Regions from separate parts of the Mus musculus genome. Here region 1 is linked to region 2. A link is a loop called in an ENCODE intact Hi-C map of the cell type or tissue named here. Cell type or tissue: left cerebral cortex. All regions are shown on one strand. Each heading gives the region's core, and the rest is flanking DNA. Links, peaks and the distances in the headings are about the cores only.

Evidence for each region. A loop is a pair of places that touch in the nucleus more often than their neighbours do. Peaks named below come from ENCODE experiments on the same cell type or tissue, not always from the same donor. Only the 100,000 strongest peaks of a DNase experiment are listed, where the experiment ranks them.
Region 1: a loop joins it to region 2, with 2.7 times the contacts of the local background. A loop is called at or near these places in 2 of 42 quality-filtered maps.

Annotation. Positions count from the first base shown.
Region 1 is chr5:93,127,990-93,138,450 of GRCm38, forward strand. The region is part of intron 1 of Septin11 (septin 11); the gene reads left to right. Among named protein-coding and RNA genes, the nearest start is that of Septin11, 40 kb to the left of the region's middle. RefSeq lists an enhancer at 3,088-7,737. In left cerebral cortex, for the core only: no CTCF peak of the experiment used is centred there; DNase peaks (open chromatin) are centred at 2,261, 3,545, 5,694, 6,023 and 5 more places; H3K4me3 peaks cover 460 bases; H3K27ac peaks cover 3,315 bases.
Region 2 is chr5:92,999,062-93,009,522 of GRCm38, forward strand. It overlaps Gm36764 (a long non-coding RNA gene), which reads right to left and starts at 10,006. Exons shown (of 3, transcript XR_880434.2): 1 at 9,182-10,006. It also overlaps the pseudogene Gm6450. In left cerebral cortex, for the core only: CTCF peaks have their summits at 3,741 (motif pointing right) and 5,658 (motif pointing right); DNase peaks (open chromatin) are centred at 1,900, 2,077, 2,921, 3,805 and 5 more places; H3K4me3 peaks cover 695 bases; H3K27ac peaks cover 6,185 bases.

The DNA of each region.
Region 1 (10,461 bases), core at 1,662-9,661, 130 kb after region 2:
CTGCTTGGGTGTGTCTTCATGATGCTTTCTTTATTCCAGGAAGCATTTAGCAGGCTTAGCTGTGAAGCTGCTCTCTAGCCCCAGGGTTTGGCTTATGGTGGTTCTCCTTTTTTCTGCCCTTTCTTCCTGTGCCTTTGGAGTTCCTTCTTTTCTCGCTGCCTTCCCGGTTCAATTCAGTGCCTTCCTCTCCTCTAATCTCCAGGCATTTTCTGCAAGCACTCTTTTTCTCCGTGAGACTCTGATCACAGCTGACCTCCTTTGGCACTAGATTTTGCCATGAGACACTTGGAAGTCATCCTTTTATCTCGCTGACTTGTCTTCTGAGTTCTCATTTCATCCCTAGAGTTCCTGTCGCATAACCAGCGCCTATATGTTTGCAATCTCCCACAAGTAGAAAGACTCCAGATAGGCAGTCACTGGCCTCGTGGGACTGTCACAATTCAGTATAAACAAGAGGGGAACACCATGCGGACCTGGGGCAATCTAGTTTGCTATGCCATTACTAATTTCTGTTCTCTCCCCAGAAATGTAGTTCTATTCTTTTTTGAGTTGAGGGAATAATATTCTTGATTATATCCAATCTGGATTCATTGTCAGGATGACAGAATCCTGTGATGACCCACAACCCCAGCTGCCTGGTATATACACACCTGATTTGTCTCCCAGGACTGGTCACCACGGTGGGTTTTCTATTCCTGGGAGCAGGTTAAGTTATAAAGCCGTTCAGTTAAAAGTGAGGACTACCCTGAATGGACTTGATGTGGCCAGGCTGTTTTTTATAAGGGACTGTGCTCTTCCGATGAAGGGGGTACCCCAAATGAGAGAGGCACTCAGGGAGACTCTCCATTGCTGGCTCTGAAGTGGGTGGGTAAGTTCATGGCTGGGCACTGTCATGACCTTTGGAGCTAAGCTTAGCCTCTGGCAGCCACCAAGGAGAGGCTCATAACTTCAAGGAACCGAATCTTTCAACCACCAGAATGCTTGTTGGTAGACTTTGCCCTAGAATCTCTGGGCATACCTCAGCTCAGCCAGCCTGTGCTGCCAGCCTTGTGTGTTCTCCTGAGCAGAGACTCCAGCCCTATGACCCCCGGGTCATGACTTAGGAAACTAAATGAGGGCATCCCAGGCTTCTAGTCTTCTGATAATGTGTTATGTGGTTATAAGAATGCATACACACCCCAAATTTCTGCGGACAACCTCTGTTCTATCCTGGTAGTGTTCCATCCAGAGCTGAGGCTCAGACCCCATGAAAACTCTTAGAAGAGCTTGTGAATTTGGACGGGTTATTGCATGCTACTTGTTGAATAAGGTCATATGTTAATTTGTTTGTTTGTTTTTTAAGAGCATAGTTATTATACCCTGAGGTATTTAGGGATATGGTTTTCAGGTGCTACGAGTATGTCAGAGATGACACTAGGTCAGCTTTGCTTAAGGAACTGAATTACCTTGGGAGGAGAAAATGGCCAGGTTGTGACTGAAGACAACCCTGGTACTCCCCTTGCCCCCCAACTTTTTTAGAGTTGGCTTCATGTGTTTCCTCCTGTCTCTGAGAGACTGCCAGTCTATGTTCATCATAAAAGCCCCCCCCCCACCGCCTTTTCAGAAAGGGACAGAAGTAAATGGAATCTTAGAAAAAGGAAGTCCTAATTTATGTCCGGTGATAGAAATGGTGGCCCAGGGAAGGAAGTAGCCCATCCATGCTTTCTTATTTGCTGATTAAGTAATTCAGTGAATAAAATATATGCCCTAAGCCACAGTGTTTTTGAAGACAGGAAGTTCCGGGGAATGGATTCATGAACATGGAGAATAGAGTGGTGTGTAAAAATCTGAGGGGACGACTCTGGGCTGACTCCAGCTTCGTAGCTCTCTTGATGGTGAACTCACCCGTGGTTTTCAAAAACTTGTCTAAGTCTGTCATAAGGCAGGGCAGGAAGGACCAGTGTGATCCCTGTGAGAGGTTATGTGGCAGTTGTGTGGCAGAGACCTGGTAAGTCTTAGAGCTGGGTAGTTTGGAGCCTGAGAGGTCTGACATGATGTTATGTGTCTGTGTTTTGTGCATTAGCTTTGAGGTGACTGATGGGGGTTGGGACAACTGTAGCATCTGCTGCTAAGCCCCTTGTGAGACTTCTTGCCTCTTTGTCTCACCGCTTCCCTCCCGCCCTTCTTCCTCTGAGCACTATAAAATGTGTAAGCATTCCTGGAATGCACACATGGACCCTGTCATTCCCAAACACGGGACTTTGCTCTGGTCAGCACTTTGAGGATTTGTGAGGCTCCTGTGGGCGGGTGTTAGTCACTCAGACTCCAGCAGAAAGGCTGTGGTCTCTGGAAATGTAAGAAATGGCCTTTTGTTGTTGTTAAGTCTTGGCTTCCAGTTAGCTTGGGCCTCTTGAGTTTAAACAGACTTTTTGAAAAACATGATGTCTGTAAGGAAAATTTTGCTCCCACTTGTATGTTTTTTTGGGTCATCACACTTGGCGGTCATTTGCCCACAGGGTATTTTATTAATGCTTTCCTGCCTCGAATCTTGGGGTGGGGGCCGGGTGGGTAGGGAGCCACAGCTGGGGCTCAGTACACTTCAGCAGTGTTTTTTTCTAATTGACATCTGAAAAAAAATGTAATTTTGGATGCAACGAAGATAAAATGCTAGGTAGCCCCAGCCAAAGCAGCTGGGTCTTAGGAAAGGTGAGAATTCATCCTTTTATCGGAAGGTAGGCTGTACAGAAGACAGAATGAGCTGGAGACCAGTGTGGTGTCCTCAGGCCCTGAGAGATGGCTTTACCAGCGACCAGTCTGGTGGTGAAAGGTGAGCCACGGCTCATGGTGTTGGGTCTCGAAAAGCTCTGCCTCCTGCTCCCCTGGCCCTGTGCTGTAGAAGGAGGCCGGTGGTACCCAAGTTCTTATCTGAGAGCTGCTGCACTAGAGACAGGCTTTGGTGCTGTGTAGCTGGAGAGGGTTAGGGAAAGGCGACGCCTGCAAGTGCTTGGCTTTCCAGGTGTAGAAATAGGAACTAGCTGGCAGGTTGGCAGTACCTGATGTCAGTGAGAAAGCAAGATAGGAAGAGTTGGCAAAAAGCAAGGCATGGTGGGGCAGTAATGCTGGAGGTATGACATCTGGTCACAGAGGGGAAACGCTAACTTGGTAGGGAACACTCAAGAAACCCCCAATGACCAAGTCAGAGAATAGGGGGAGTTTTGAAAGGGTCTGAGTGTGGACTCTTTGTTTTTCTCTGCAAGACCTATAGCATAGGGACAGATTTTATTAGATGCATCCCCTCCCACCCCCAAGATCTAGAAAAACATATTTAGTTCCTTTCCTGGAAAAATTTTAAAGGAAAAAGTTACTTAGAGGCAGCACTTGGAATTGGAGCCGTTGGTCAGAGATTTCTAAGGGTGCCCCTGGGGCTATTTACTCCTGATCCGCCTGCTCTGTGACCTGGGAGCTGGCCCTGGACACCCCCTTTCTCAGTCCCAGCTCTAGCTGGCTAGGAAGACAAACCAACATCATTATCTTCCCAACTCCCCCTGTTCTCTCTGGCTCTGTTCCGCTGTGTGCGAGGAACAGTTTCCCTGGGGATTTTCTTGGCTCCATCTTTTGGATTTCATGGTATAGATGACAAGCAGACTTGCAAATGTTGTTCAAATCATCCTTAAAGAATGTGACCCTCACTGGTAATGAAATGCTTGAGAGGTTTCAGAGTTTGAAAGTCACCCCAGCAGTACCTCATCCTGAAAGGATTCCGTGTGGGCTTCATAGTTGTGGTTTGGGTCCATAATTCAAATTCTTCTGCTTTCCCTTTCATTTGGGAACTGAGGGCAGGCAGTTCCCATCTTCACACCCATCTTAGTTTTTTAAGAGAGTCTGAGACCAATTCAGTTCTCTCTAGATTATAGTTGGGAAGGGTATGTGTTTACAGAAATGATCAATTAGAATACTTGGGAAGTAGTTTGTGAGGTCAGGATTTCTTCAGGTACTGGGAGATGGCTTAGTCAGATTTTTGCATGGAAATCTGCATTTTCTCTTCAGCCTGGTCTCATCTGTACGGCTGAGACAGGAAGTTCAACAGAAACGCCCTAAAATGAAAAGCACCTCTCCTCTTCCCAACAGGAATGGCTTCCCAGGGAGGAGAGACCAGCTACGTTGCTTGTGCCCTACAAGCCTACTCTTTCCATCTGTGCTGACCTATGGGTGCCCCTGGGCCTCATTCATTGAGACGCCCGGTTTTTACTGGCTAGCCTGAAGTATACAGCCTGTATTTGACTCCTTTAGAGCTATCGGCTTGATTAGCGTTCAGAAATGCTTGGCTACTTGTACCGGGTTCTGCATATGGTAGGTAGGCTGGTGAGTTTACTTGAAGTCTGAGTAATTATGTGAGTTACAAAGTTGCAAAGCATCCATTATTTCCAACTTTGTGACTGACCTTGGGTTCTGGCTCCTCCAGCGCTACTCTACAGTTCCAGGTGCCGTTTTCTCACCAGCAGATCCTTGGCTCTTAGCAATGGCTGTGCACACTGTAGGACTTATTGTACCTTTGTGGCTGTTCAGCTGGCTTCTGCTTGCCTGACACATTCCACAGGGTGGGAGCTTTGTACTTTTCGCTTAGTGCTTAGCACACATTACTCCTCACTGTAAATGGCGCAAGGTGAATACAAACCTCAGTAAGATTCACTGTGATCCCTGACAACACATGAGCTACTGGGGTCCTTTTCAAAACTTTTGTGAAAGACTGCAGATGCAGGAAACTTAGAACAATGGACAGTTGCGGTAGGACAATTGTGAAGAATTGGGAGGGAACATTCTCGACCCCTTCTCTCCATTCTTCCCTCTTTTCTCCCTCTTCCTCCTCCTCCTATCCCCCTCCTCCTCCTTCCCCTCTCCCCTCCTTAACCTTCTTCCCTCTGCCTCCACCATGCCTGGGATCTAACTATACAACTTGTGGCTAAGTGATAATCATTGCAGGAAAAGCAGAAATGAAAAGTTCAGCACACACACACACACACACACACACACACAATCTCTATCGGTTGTAGTTTCTCAGGATGCTGGATAGACTCTCCAACTGCCGTCTCTTATAAAGAAGCTGTCTTGACCTGGCAATCAGAACCGTCTACCTGGAGTGTCTCCTGTGTTGCCATTTCTTAAGCAAGTAACAGCTGTGGACTTAGGCATCTCTGATTTCCAGACAAAAGAAACCTTAGAATTGGCGAAAGGACCAGAGGCTTGACTTAGGGCTTGAGGGAGTCTTTGACTAAATCATGTCACTTTACAGAAGAAAAAAATTAAGCTGCAGGATTAAACATCTTGGATCACTATGATTTACTGTGCACAAACTGAAGCTATGGCAAGAATGTAGTAACTGCATCTGGTACACAAAATCTCCAACACTCATCTGCACATGTAAATTATATGTCAAATAGAAACCTTCTTGACCTGAAAGGTAAAAATTATCTTGCTTTCATAATTTGTTTTAATGATAACAAAACATCACCATGGCAACCTACTCTCTTCCTTCCGCCCCTTGATAAGGATCAGAGGGTATAGGCTACTTTACTAACCACATCTGATGCAGAACAGTTTGGGTTTTAAAGTGAAATAAGTGGGTATCACTTGGACTGTGGAGAATAGAGTCCATCTGGGTGCATCTAGCTTGTTAATTTCGAGAGTCTGGCATGGATTAAAATAGCAGCCAGAGTGAGGGTGGGGAGTGTGCAATGGTTTTCAGCCTTGGAGGCTGCTGATGCTGTGAACGGTTGATTTTGCATTCACTGTGTTCCTCCAACTCTAACTGAGCTTACCCTCTGAAGGTGGATTGTCCTCCATGCCGGAACCCTCAGGCTCTCTCCTGCCTTCTTCTGTCTGTCCACTCTGCCTTTCTCAGAGTGGGTTTTAATTTATTGTTTTGCGTTGCGGATCAGTTTCCCCTGCAGTGTCTCGCAGCAGTCACGGAACTAATTTATTTCAGGTTTTACAATTGGAGCTGTCCCTTCCTCCCGCCTCACTCGGGGAAAGGAAACTCATGTTTCCTGAGGACCATTAACTGCAGCCCTGCCAAGCACTGCATTTTTATTGGTGACTGAACAAAGACAGAAAGCAAGTAGGAAACAAAGCAGGGATTCAAACCCCTGTCTGTCTGCTCTGGGCTTTCTGTCAGCCTACTCTGCTTAAGTACAACAGTGACCTGTGGAACACAGATTAAAGAGGCATTTAGAACTGGGTGTTGACACACATTCTTATATAAGCTGTCTTATAATTATCTCCATAATGAAGTCAGCTGAGCATCTTCTAAAAACTTTCAGATTATGAACTTAAGGATGTACATTCATTGCCAAGAGACTTCTTGGACACAGGTAGCTTTCACCAAGGAGTAGCCCTGCAAGCTGCACCCTTGTTTCATTAATGTATCCAGGGGAGCTCCAGTGGTGCCCCAAATTTCAACAGCCAAAAGCTACTTCCCCCTTTCCCATGTCCCTCTGTTAAGATGGTATGTGTCACTTTTATCTTCAACAGTATCATATTTTGTATGACCTGTCTTTACTGCTACATTGAAAAACTTCTTGGGTTGGAAACAAGGTTTAACAATGAATAACAGAAACAACACCCTTCTACTTTAGTGATTTTTAGTAGGCTTTTTAGGGGAATAGGTTATTCTCCCCAAGAAGACACGTTCTGAAAAGAGAAAAATGAAACAGATTAAACCTGGCTGTTCCGTATCATCAAGTTCAGTCCCAACTCCATTCGTGATGCAGTGGGCTGTGGGATTGGTTCAGTAAGAAACCTTCAGCAGACAGATTAGCAAGGGGGGCATTACACAATTAAGGTCTTCTGGTCACTTACTTAGTGGCTTCATGTTGCTACTTTTATTTCCAAAATGGTTAAAACTAAGCCTTCTATTACAGGCTTCATGTGCCATAACTGTAGAAATCAAAATGCATTGCCATTGCCAGGACAGTGAAAATATACCGGGAGAACATTGCCCATTCTGAGTCTCAATGTCTGCCCTTTATGGTTGCCTAAGAACTAGTGTTTTAGAGATTTTTTTTTTGGGGGGGGGGTCTCAACATATTGGATGTCTATAGTAGCTGAACCGTTACAGTGTCCAGGGCTACCTGGCAGCATCATAGACCATCCCACACTAGCGCAGGCTAAGTACATGGTTTTTTTTCTCTACATGTTGACTCCTTGTCTTCAAGTTTCTGCCCCTCAGCTTCAGTAACTCTGCAGCTTTAGGTAAATGACAGACTTCTGTGCCTCCGTTTCCTCATTTATAAGTTTAACTACTTCACGCAGTTAAGAAAATAGCTTCACTTTGCTTTTGTTTAGGGCTCTTCCAGAACATTAGCCACCATGAACTGTTAGTCGTGATGATCAGAGACTATCAGAGGTTTCTTTCTATTGGAAAGGGAGATGTTTATTCAGGATTCCCCAAGATTTTGTAATAAAGATAAATTAGGTAGTAATGTTTTGGTGGAGGCTGTAAGGTATAGTCATTGGATACAAGGACCTTACAGGAAATGGGAATCACCCTTGTCTAGCAGGATGACACTTAAGCATGTCTCAGGCTCGGACGGTGACTCATCGAGGTGTCACTTGCTTCTGGGTCAGAAGTAGAAGATCCAGGAAGCATGGAAATTTGAACAGCTTTGAGATGGCAGGGAGTTTGGAGAGAATCCCTGGGTACTGAGACCTGCCCAGCATCAGGGTTGAGAAGAAGCGGGTAGAATCAAGGCCCAGAAGGTGGGATGGGGTGGGGGAGGGGCTGGGGCTGCAAGAGAGGAAGTGGGTAGCGTTGGTAAGACCTCAGAATTGAGGTGGGAACAGAGGTCTTCATGGCAGGGAAATCCCTCTAACAGAAACAGGAAACTGGGGAAGCGTGAGTTAGGGACGAGATGGCAGGACTGTGGAGTCATACCAGTGTGCAGTACAGATAGGGAAATGTAAGAGAAGTAGTCAGGCTATCAACTGAGTCGTGCAGATGAAATCTGGGAGTCATTTCCAGATGTGCGGTAGTGTGGGAGTCATTTCCAGATGTGCGGTAGTGTTGGTGATATGGGAAGAGAGGCAGCTCTTTGAAACTTGGCCCTCTAGACTATGCATTTCTCAGATAGTGAGTTCTAAGGTGCGTGTCACGCAGGGTGGGGAAGAGGGACTTTATTCATTTCAGTTGTTGTAGGAGTCACCAGGTAAGCTTCTCAGTTGGTCCTTCGGTCCCTCTGCTGTTTCAGGTTTTTTTTTTTTTTGAAAAGGTTTATTTATGTTATGTATATAAGTATACTGTAGCTCTCTTCAGACACCCCAGAAGAGGGCATCAGATCTCATTACAGATGGTTGTGAGCTACCACATGGTTGCTGGGATTTGAACTCAGGACCTTTGGAAGAGCAGTCAGTGCTTTTAACCACTGAGCCATCTCTCCAGCCCTCCAGTTCTTAAGCTGGGCGAAGAACTTCCTGTTTCCTCTTTGTCCACCACACAAAGAGAGCTGCTGCCCTTTAAAAAAACAAAACAAAACAACAACAACAAAAAAACCCAAAACCCTGGGAAGAATTTGGCTTAAATTATAAAATTCAAAGACATATTTAAAAATCTTAGCTATTTCATAAGACAATCTAAGGAAAAAGCACACAAGGTTAAATTTCAAAAATTGTAAGACCAAAAATGTTTTATGGCCTGACATTTTGTGTGTGGTTTTCAATGGGTATAAATATACCCGGTGGGTGTGTGGGTGGCTTCTCGTGTTTTGGGTAACGGTGAGATGCCGAGCTTTGGGCTCTGGGATGAGAGCTATAATTATGAAGTGATGCCTTCCTGGGATTGGTTTTCGGGTGGATGTTGGTTATTTGGAAATCCAGCAAGTCAGGATCCATAGCATCAATCCCTGCCTTTCTCCAAAAGTTAGAATTGTGATTGGCAGTGGGAGGAGCATAGGCTTGGGTCTTTCCCAGCCTTTTCTCTGCTGCATGACCATTCACATGCATGACAGAACAGAAGTGAAAGGCTGGTGTGACGGCTTCTCCAAGCCTAGTGCCCAGTAGCCACCACGCAGCTGCTATGGAAACATTTCTAAATATAATCCAGGGCTGGCTTCACATGCTCCTCCCCCACAACTCGGCGGATGTGGTAAACACCCTAAAAATACCTATGGTCTGAACTTTTGAGGTATCTGAGAGGAAGGGGCAGACACAGGTCTGGGGCTGGAAGTCCGGCACTATTGGAAGGCTCCCTCATCCTCCAGGACAGTTGCCCACTGGGCCTGTGTGTGAGGCCTGTGTGTGAGGCCTGTGTGTGAGGGAAGCTGTGGCCCATGTTGTTCCACTCAAGGCTAAGTGCTTGCTCTCTAGTCTTGTATTTACTGTTGGCAGGTTTCAAGGAAACTATTCATAGAATGGACATCTGTTCCCTGTCCCATTGACTTCAAACCTGCAGCTGCCACCACACAGGCAAGGGGTTGAGTTTTTTTTGCTTTATTTCAGAAAATCAGAGCTGCCATGTAGTCTAGTATTCACAGACCAATTAAAATCTGCCAGCCCTAGTGTTGGCAGAGTCACATGTCTTGCCCATGTAGTAACCATAGGAATTTGAGAATGGACCAGCTTTGGTTGTTAAGTCATACTCATGACCCCACAATAGAAAAAAAATAGAATTAAAAAGTCTTTTAAAATCATTGACTAAGTTATCATACACAGCCTTTCCTTTCTTTTACTTAGAAAAACAAAACTGCGAGGCTGGGGAATAGCATGAGGTCCTGAGTTCAGAATCTCAGCAGGACATAAAAAAGCCAGCTGTGGTGATGTGGGCTGCTTAACAGTAGTGCTGGGCCCAGAGACAGCTGGATCCCTGAAGTTCATTTGTCCAAAGCCCAGCCTATTTAAACTCCAGGTTTAGTGAGAAACACTGTCTCAAAAAATAATGTGGGGACTGATTAAGGAAGCCAATCAAAACAGACCCCAGGCCTCCATACGCATTAACATGCATGTAATTATATATCCCCAAACAAACATTATACACAACCATATACGCATGTGTATGAATGCGCTTGTGCACACACATACACACATAAACACACACACACACATACACACACACACACACACACACACACAGAGAGAGAGAGAGAGAGAGAGAGAGAGAGAGAGAGGTTTGTTTCTTCATCCACATTCAGTATTAGAATACCAAGTCCGCTGGTGACAGCCATAGCCGGAGTACCAGCAATCTTGTCTCTCATGCTTTCCATGTTCGACTTCCCGACTTGGAGAATCATAGCTAGGATACTATAATTGACTGACCGCAGATGACTTCTGTCTCTCAGGGAGGAAAAGCTTCTCAGTTGATCTCTAATGCTCAGGAGATGTGCTCAAAGTTGTGTTAATGGTCAGCACTGTCATCTAAGACAGACGAGCCTCTCAACTCCAATGCCTGACTGTGCCCCCTCACCCCCTCTCCCACCCCCCAGTTTCCACCAGTCC
Region 2 (10,461 bases), core at 1,539-9,538:
CTGGCTAAGGGCAGAGGTTTTATTCCAGAGGAACTGAGTCACTTAGCCAAAGACTCAGCTTCCTTCTGTTTTCTCTATTCCTTTTCCCTTCCCTGACCTTTAACCCATCTTTGAAAGCCAGTGTGTGTGTGTGTGTGTGTGTGTGTGTGTGTGTGTGTGTGTACAACTGTGTGTGTGCATACAAACTTGGGTTTGTGTAGGGTGTGTGTGTGTGTGTGTGTGTGTGTGTGTGTGTGTGAGAGAGAGAGAGAGAGAGAGAGAGAGAGAGAGAGAGACGGAGAGGGAGAGGGAGAGAGAGACAGAATGTGCATGTATGTGTAACACAGGGGTTTAACCATCTCTGACCTAGGGCTCAGACTCAGTTGTCCCTCTCCTCCTGCCTGTGTCTCCTTGCTTTGTTGTCCTGACTGAGGAAGGTGTCCAGAACAAAGTCAGGCCTAAGGACTGGGGAACCTCCTCTCACCTGACCAGACTCTGACCCACCTACCTCAGCTGGAATGAAGAGTGCCCCTCATCCAGTCATATGGTTCCCACTTACTCCAGCCCCCACTTAAGACTCTGACCCAGCCTCAGCAATTAACACTTGGGGCTTGGCTCAGGGGAACAAGCATTTGCTGAAACTTGAAAAACAAAACAAACAAACAAAAAGAATGGGAAAATTGTACCTGGTACATTTTTTTAAGGAAAAAAAATAAAGAATAAATTCTTGTTTTGAACTTGAAAAAATGATAGCGTTATTATAATTATTATTCTCCCAGATTGTCAAAATAGGGATTGGTAAGTACTCTCTAAGAAAAGCCATAGATATGGAACAGATTCAAAAAATAGGCATATCACTTTAATCACACCCATCTTAATAAGGCTTCCCAGGGACTATCTGTGTGTCGGTCAGGATCTTTAGGAGTGTGTGAAGTGGGAAAGACACATGGAGTATTACACTGTCCCCATTTCACAGATGAAGAAACTAAGTCCCGGGAGAAGATGGGAACAAATGTAGAAAAACATGATCTATTACAACAGCGCACAACAAGCAAACAACCATTAAGGTTCTGTTGTCACAGACCTGAGAAGCAATGGGTTGCCACCAAATTCCAAAGTCCTAACCCTCCAGTCTCCTGTCCACTGCATTTCCCAAGAGGAAGGAAAACAGCGGCCTGTGGAGAGAGACTGCCCCAGTTCAGGCAGAAGGAGGAAGGCCGTAGGGGTATGTCCTCCAGCCTCAGGGAGCTGGGATAGAGAGGCAGACCAGCTGATAAAGCTAAACCAGACCCTGCCAAGTAACGTCTTAAAAATGCAGCAGCGGAGAGAGTAGATTTAGAATGGGAGCGAACCAAGCCATCTAAAAACAGAGCAAATCAATGATGTATTTCTTCTGTGACAAGCCTTCTGAAGGTAAGTCAAAGCTTCAAAACCAAGCGGCCATCCCAGCCACAGGAAGGCTGGGGTGTATTTTATAACTCTCCACAACAATGGTTCTTATCCCTTTTAATGCTGGGACCCTTAGTACAGTTCCTCATGTTGAGGTGATCCCTGATCACAAAATTATTTTATTTGCTACTTCATAACTGTAATTTTGCTACTGTTGTGAATTGGATTATAAATATCCAATACGTGGAATATGCAACTACTGCGAAAGAGTCCGTCTACCCCCAAAGTGGACACAACCCACAAGCTGAGAACCTCTGCTCTACAAATCAAGTATATTATTCTTTACTTTAAGCCTCGAAGATGACAGCTTGGCTTCCTACCAGGGAGACCAAGTAAGTGGTTCTGGGTCCCAATCAGTGAATTCCCAAATAAGAACCGAGAGGAAGGAGCAGAGCGTGGGTCCCTTGATGAAAATAAACAGGAAGTGGGCCGCGCACAGAGAGCCGCCAGCATTACGCAAGTGGCACATCTGGTCCTATACACTCTTTGGAAGGCTGAAGAACAAGTCTTTTGAGAGAGAGGGAGGAAAAAAAATGTCAGTCTGCTTTCCTAGTGACTCCTTCGGAGGCTTTGAATAAAACTGAAGCTGATATTTTCCTTCGAGTAGCTGGCTGCTTAGCTATATGGCAAGTCCCTTCGACTCAGCAGATCTGAAAATAAGAAGTGGAATTCATCATCTCCCTGCAAGCACATTCATCCTCCCCCGGCCCACGTCTCCTCCCATGCAGCTAGTCCTCCAATCCAGAAACCTGGGGCCTCCGTGGGTGCAGCAAACTCATGGTGCTCCCGGGGGTCACTGGGTTCCACGGTATGCAGCCTAAAGTGTTCTCAAGTCTCACCATCTCTCTTCATCTCTGTCACCTAGACAGTTATGGATTCTCCAGGCCCCTATTCCAGAGCCCTCGACTGCCTACACTTTGTCCTGCCCAGACCTTGGCAGCCTGCCTAGCTTACAGCCCTCAGCAACAAGCCACCACACCACATCTCCCCTGCCTCCAGGATCTTACACAGCCCAGTATAAGAGGATACAGAAGGGAGGATACAGAGGGAGACCTGATAAGGACCAGGAGGGATGCAAAGGCTATACCAGCCACCGAACAGGAGCAGACACAAAAGTCCCAAGAAGGTGCCTCTACTCTAAGAGCCTCTTGGCTACCTTTGTCTCTACAGTCAATCTCTCTCTCTCTCTCTCTCTCTCTCTCTCTCTCTCTCTCTCTGTGTGTGTGTGTGTGTGTGTGTGTGTGAGAGAGAGAGAGAGAGAGAGAGAGAGAGAGAGATTTGTATCTCTAATTTGTCATGTTAACCGTTTTTAATTGTACTATATATCTTGGCAAGTTGAATGTTTCTGTGGTTCAGTCCCAGTTACTCAGGAGGCTGAGGCAGGAAAATAGCATAAGTCTAGGAGTGTAGGGTTAGTCTAAGTATTACAGGAAAATATTCACTTTTTTTCCTTTAAAGTCAGGGTCTTATGTAGCCCAGGCTGGCCTTGAATTTACCTTGAATCTCTGATCCTTCTGTCTGCACCTACCTAGTGCCAGGATTAGAGGTGTGAAACCATGCCCAGTTTTAGTTGGTGCTGAGGATCAAATGTAGAGCTTTGTGCATGCTAAGCAGGTATTCTACCTACTGAAATATATTGGAAATCCCAGCCCCGACACTTTGCACAAAGAGATGACTGCACAGCTTGGTGGCATCAGACGTATTCACCTTGTTACACATCGGTATCAGCACCTCTTATCTCTAGAACCTTCTAACCTTGTAGGCTGAAACTGTGTACTTAAACACTAACTCCATCCAGTTCCCTTCAGGTGGCCTCTCGAAGACACCCTTCCAATGCTTTTGAGCATTTGGCCACTTGAACCACCTTATAAAGGGTCTTCAAGTTTGATGTGAGAATTTTCACCCTTTTGGGGGAGAGGGAGACTAGGCAACATCTATCTATCTACCTACCTTCCACATAGGATCCCAAGGACAAAGTTCAGTTCCACCCAACGTCACCCCGAGGAAGCAATGAGTTTATTAGGGTTATTTACAGAGCATGGGTGGGGGGTCCTGGATGGGAGTGTGGGTGACATTAGAGAAGCCACCCAACAGCGATGATGATGTCCCCAAGGCTGAGGTTGGAGCACCTTCCCCTACTCCTTCCTTACCTATATACTCTACCTACCCACTCCTTGAGACCACAGGGCCATGTGCAATTAGGGAAGAATTACATATGACTGATTGGGAGAGATGACTGGATACTCAGGTGAGAGTCCCGTGATTCTCTCCAGCAACAAGCCCAGCTGGGATGATCTTTTGGGAACAGAGCAACCTCCTGAAGGTGGCAGCCTTGTGGCCCAGAGGAGAGACTGTACAGCAAAGCTTCTTCTGTACTGTAGCATGAGTCAGAATGCCACTCCTTCTGAAGGCTGAATAATATTCTATTGCATGTGCATCATACACTTTGCCCAACACCCTTCTTCAAGCATTTGCGTTGTTTTCCACTTTTTGCTACTATGAACAATTTTGTTATGAAAATCAGTTCACAAATATGAGTGTCAATCTTTCAGTTCTTTGGAGGTAACATCCTCAGAAATGATACTGCCAGGTCATCTGGAATAATTACCCTTCAATGCCTTGTCTTTACTGTGACCTTTCGATGACACACCAGAAGAGGGTGTCAGATCCCATTACAGATGGTTGTGAGCCACCACTTGGTTGCTGGGAATTGAACTCAGGACCTCTGGAAGAGCAGCCAGTGCTCTTAATCACAGCGCCCTCTCTCCAGCCCCCACTGTGAGCGCTTATGAGACAAAGAGGGAACCTTGACGTAAATATTTGTTGGGTAGCTATTGTTAGCTCAGTGGAAAGGATTCCATAAGAGCTAAGATAAGGGCTAAGGAGAATAAAGGGAGTCCAGACCCTCATGAGGTTGGCTTTTCGTTATGCTTACAAAGCTGTAGGCCCTGATAAAGGAGAGGTCAGACACAGGGCTTCACATTCAGGCTCCTGTCTTCTAAGTCCTACGTGTGTTCAAGCTCACAGGCTGCAAGGGGCCAACTGAAGGAAAGAATGGGGCGTTACTGCTTAATCTGTACGGCTCAGCTTCTGACACCATTTACGGGAAGGCAATGACTTGAAGATACATCTTTACAACCCAGATGCTAAAATGTTTTTAATGGTGCTCTTGAATGGACTCCTGCTAACTACATGTTACAACACAAGTATACGATACCTTGAAAACATTTGTGCTAAGTGAAAGAACACAGCCTCTACTTGTCATACATACATGATTCCACTTATTTTATCATTTTTTAAAAAAGATCTACTTGCTCTTTTTGCCCCATCTACTGTGAGGATGAAGACCATTCGCAGCAATCAGACTGTGGACATTCCAGAGAATGTCGAAATCACTCTGAAGGGGCGCACAGTCATTGTGAAGGGCCCCAGGGGGACTCTGCGGAGGGACTTCAATCACATCAACGTGGAGCTGAGTCTTCTTGGGAAGAAAAAGAAAAGGCTCTGGGTTGACAAATGGTGGGGTAACAGAAAGGAACTGGCCACCGTCAGGAACATCTGCAGTCATGTTCAGAACATGATCAAAGGTGTCACACTGGGCTTCCGATACAAAATGTGGTTTGTGTATGCTCACTTCCCCATCAACGTCGTCATCCAGGAGAATGGCTCTTTGGTTGAAATCCGAAATTTCTTGGGTGAAAAACTACATCCACAGGGTTTGGATGAGGACAGGTGTTGCTTGTTCTGTCTCTCAAGCCCAGAAGGATGAGTTAATCCTTGAAGGAAATGATATTGAACTTGCTTCAAATTCAGCTGCCCTGATTCAGCAAGCCACAACAGTTAAAAACAAGGATATCAGGAAGTTTTTGGACGGCATCTATGTGTCTGAGAAGGGAACTGTGCAGCAGGCTGACGAGTGAGGAGGCCTCAGTTCCTGGCTCCAGAAACAAGATCCTGATCACAAGAACAATTTGGGTTCTTTTGGGAGAATAAAAGACTTATATATTGAAAAAAAATCTACTTATTTATTTTATTATACAACTGTTCCATTTTCACGCACATCAGAGGAGGGAACCAGATCCCATTACAGATGGTTGTGAGCCACCATGTGGTTGTTGGGAATTGTATTTAGGACCTCTGCTCGCTCCTGCCAAACTCTCTCAGTCCCTGCTTGCTCCAGCCCACAGATTTATTTATTATTATACGTAATTACACTGTAGCTGTCTTCAGACACACCAGAAGAGGGCGTCAGATCTCATTAAGGGTGGCTCAGGGTGGTTGCAGAGAATTGAACTCAGGACCTCTGGAAGAGCAGCTGGTGCTCTTAAGCACTAAGACATTTCTCCAGCCCCCCAAGATTCCACTTACATGAAGAATTCTAAATGCATGCATCTACAGAGAGTAGTTTGTTTAATGGATATTCGTCTGGGAAGATCGGAGATCAGTGTATAGGAGCTAACCAGTACCAGGCTGCCTTGAAGGGCAATACAAATATTCTAGAATTGATTGTGGGGATGATTTTACAACTCTGTGGTAATATTAAAAGCCTCAAAATGGTTCACTTAAAATGGGGGGGTCTATTTCTCGATATAATTGTAACCAAAAAAAAAAAATGATGGCTCTTAGAATGAAGAAAATATAAGAATAGAAAAACGGCAGGGTCGGGGTTTAAAAGAGAGATTGAGTCTGTTAAAGAAGGATCTAGAATGCTTTTGGAGTACACATGAGTGCTATGGATATAGGCTGAAACAGTGTCAGCCATACACGGGGGAGGGGCGAGGAGGGGAGAGGGCGGAGGGGGGGTGGGGGAGGATACGGGCGAGGCTGTCTGTGGAGGCAGCGGCTTATGCAAAGGCCAGGAGGTGGCGGGCGGAGTGAAGCACAGAGAAAGCTAAAGAAAGCAGCTAGGTAGGAGAAAAGCGTTAAAAGGCGGGCTGGCACCCGGAGGTGGGATACTGGAATGTAGTTCTTTGAACACGCCATGAGAAACCTTGCAAGTTCCTCCAAATGCCCATTTTTAAAAACTTTGTCCCCTGCAGTCCACAATGGAAACATGACTAAGGCACTTTCTAGCTTCAGGGCTCCGCTGCCGACCTGCAAGATCCCCTGTGGAACTTGAAGCCAGACGACCCAAAAGGTTACAAAAGCACAGGGCACTGCCCCCGGAAATAGTGTGTTCAACCAGAGGCAGGGAAGAGCTGGCGCGACAGGAAGCCAAGAAATTCCAGAAGCCGCATCTGCAGAGCCAGGAAACAGAAAGAGCTCTGCACCAAGCCACCCTGGAAGAGTAAGACACTCTGCTGACCGACTGGGGATTGAAAACCCAGCAAAACGCCACAAGGAAGGAAAACTGCCTGCCCGGGAAGGGGTGGAAATGTGTCAGGGAAGATTAATGTCCCAGGTGAGGAGCCCGCCAATCAAACAGCAGCACAGACTCCTGTAAATTCATAGCTTGTCCTAGTGCACTCCTGTGATCCCTGAACGCGGGAGGCTGAGGCAGGAGGGTCGGGTTCAAAGCCCGCCTGGGCTGCAGAAAGAGCTGGTGAAAGCTAGTCTAGACCACGTGATTAATTAAATAAAATCCTAAGGCTTGTTAGCTAGAGATTGAGTCTGCCAGTCCTGAAGCAAGCAGCCCGAGGCTGGACCGTGAAAAAATGGCGGGGACAACAAAGTAGGTCAGCTCTGATTTCACAAACCTATCTCCTAGGCAACGCCCAGGCAGTCCAGTCATGGGGACCTGGGCTCTAGATAAGTGCAGACTCGTCATGGATTCTTATTGTAGGAGGAGGATTCCTTGTAGCTCAGTTAAGGAGGGGGCAGGCCGGGAGCTATGGGAGGGCTGCAGAGTGCACCCCAACGAGATGCTTCAGCCTAGTCTGTCTTCAGGCAAGAGTTTATCATCTATACTGATAAACTGAGAAGAAAATGATGCTGATGCTGCTACCCCCACCCACCCCATGTCCCTGTTCGCTCTCCTCCCCTCCCCCACCAGACTGCTCTGCCTTTTCAATTTCCCATAGAGCTGCAGAAGTTTTAAATGGAGTTGATCATTTACTTATTTTGATTAAAAGGAGCAGCAACATCCACTGTCGTCACCTCTAAAAGTTCCGACTCCTTCCCTAAATGTACAGAGAACATAAACACTCATGCCCAGGCCTGAATACTCATTTTCAGTAATAGTGGCTGTGCCACACAACACAGACCCTGTTGCCAAGGAGTAAATAAATAAATAAGCCCTGAACATTGTAGTTAAAACCAGCCAGGTGGTGGTTGCACACACTTTTAATTCCAGTCTTTGGGATGCAGAGGCAAGCAAATCTCTGTAAGTTTGAAGCCAGCCTGATCTAACAGAGTAAGTTCCAGGACAGCCATGTCTTGGTGGGAAAAAACCATCAAACTGAAGTGTTTCTTCACCTGGAATGTGAGCCCACTCAGTGCTACGAAGACTTGGCGGGCCCCCAGTCTCTCACTGTGCCTGTTAGTGGGAGATGATTTGCTGCCGTGTCATGCAGTCTGGCTTCTTCCAAACAAAGCTAGAAATCCTCTCCTTTTGGTTTCTACCTATCTCTTCATAAAGAGCCATCCAGAAATGATGGTGGGGATTGGAGACTCCTGCTTTCTTCTGTACACTCAGCTCTGTTCTTCTCAACCTACGGGCATGGACCTCTGGGCTCTTATTCCATCCCAGGTCACAAGGGTAAGGCACTACAGTGCAAAGAGTCTTAGTCTGGAGGAGATCTGGGGTTTTTAAGTAATCTGAAAACGAAAATGGAGCTGACCATGGGCCTGACTTAGCCCAAGATAGAAAGCACAGTAGTTCACTTTTCAAGGATCCCAATTCTGCAGGACCACTTCAGAAACCCAGATGTTGGAAGGCATTCTGGGCTACTCTTCAAGGGCTGAGTAAAAACTCTGAGAGATTGGCAGAGCTCTAGAAACTCAGCCAGCCTCCCTACCACAGAGGGCCCTCACACACACATACACACAAACAAACACACATGGGCTGGAGAGATGGCTCAGCGGTTAAGAGCATTGACTGTTCTTCCAGAAGTCCTGAATTCAATTCCCAGCAACCACATGGTGGCTCACAACCATCCGTAATGAGATCTGATGCCTTCTTCTGGTGTGTCTGAAGACAGCTACAGTGTACTCATCATATATATATATATATATGTATATATACATATACATATATATATAACAAATAATTAAATCTTTAAAAAAACACACACATACACATATATACACACATACATACATATACATATAGACATAAACACACACATAAGCACACACATATATACAGATACACAGACACACACACATATACACACATAGGCACACACATAAGCACAAACACACCTCTATGCTGCCCAAAGCTACCACATGGCCATTGTTCAAACTGACATGGCTATACTGTCCCCTCCTTCCCACACAAGCCAAGACAATCTTTTTCTCATCACACTAAATATTCCAGTGTGGTCTCAAGCTTTTTATCCTCCCGACTTGGCCTCCTGAGTGCCCAGAGTTATAGGTAAGTGCCACTACCACCAGCTCCCTTCTCTTTTTAAAAATTCCCGAGTATTGGCTGGAACTGCTGCCCCATCCTATATCCACACCCACCAAAACCCTGCCTGCCCTTCAAGGCTGTGTACAGCCCAAAGCCTTCCCTCTGTTTTCAGAAAACAGGGTCCTCTGTCCCCTGAACTGAATGAAGATAAGTCCCATCTCTACATTATTCCATTATACTTACATACTCCATGCTAAGGTTATCTGAATACATGTGTGTTCTCTTAGAATGAGGTCCTGGAGGGCAGTAGTTACACATCATAGCATCCATGCCATCAGCTTTGGCCATATGTCTTATAAATGGACCTTGACCACTACATTCCCCCAAAGACACGGAGATGAGGAAACGAAAGTCGCCTGTCCAGTAATTTCCAGAGGTTTTATGTACATGGACTTTGCACAGTTTCCGGTCACTCTCCATCCAAACGCAAAAGCCAGATCTCAGAAACAGCAGTATCTTCAAGGTCTAAACAAAGCATGCGCTCCGTCTCCCTCGGCATCACGAATCATCCAAGAAGGGCATAAGCCAAGCTATGCCAACCATCCTTCACCATGGAAGATTTTCCTGTAGTACTGATAAAAAGAACTCTTTTAGCTGGACTTGGAATTGGGAGGCTGGACACCCAGAGCCAGCAGCAGCCACCACAGGACAGCAGACAACTGAGAACAAAGGGCAGCACGCCCATGGAATCAGTGACACGGAGCCTTTAGATCCAGAAATGTCACCCATTCTGAGTCACGTTGCCCATCCCATATAGTCAAAAGAACACTGCCTCGTGAACCCCCGACTATTCAGTAACTGTGAGTGGGATGGGCCATCTCATTTCAGTGTGCCATAAAAGAATTAGACAGTGCTACAAACTTGAATGGTAGACAAGGGACTATTTTTAAGACTATTTTAAAGAACATCACAGAATCTTAATAAAAATGTCGCAAATTGTACAGTGTCCCTGAATGATGGTCCTGACAGGTGGACAGAAAGGTCACCAAAGCATGAAGCTCAAAAGGTCAGAATTCGGTGCCGTCCACCTGAGCTCAGGTAGGAATAAGTTCCCTGGTTCTGAGTTATCTATTTCCAGCACGTCTCTATTGCTGCCATTCAGCCAGCCGTAGCTGTTCTTTTTGCTAAATCAATGTTCAGGAAATCCAAATGATAATTTCCCCTTAAAGTTGTATCTAAGGAGAAATACGTTTATCCCATTAATCTTAAAGTGGTGTGAAAGTTCATTCTCATTGTAAACAAATCATTTTCTTCTCTGATTTTATAGTAGTTTGGACTAGTTTGAGCTTTTCTCCTTGCAGCATATGATAAAATTAGATAGGTCAGATCCCAGCTAATGCTAATACTGTGAGCCCTTTATGCCTCAATGCCTTTTATTTATTATTATTTATTTATTTTGGTTTTGTTTTGTTTCTTAGTGTAGCCTTGGCTGTCTGGAACTCACTATATAGACCAGGCTGACT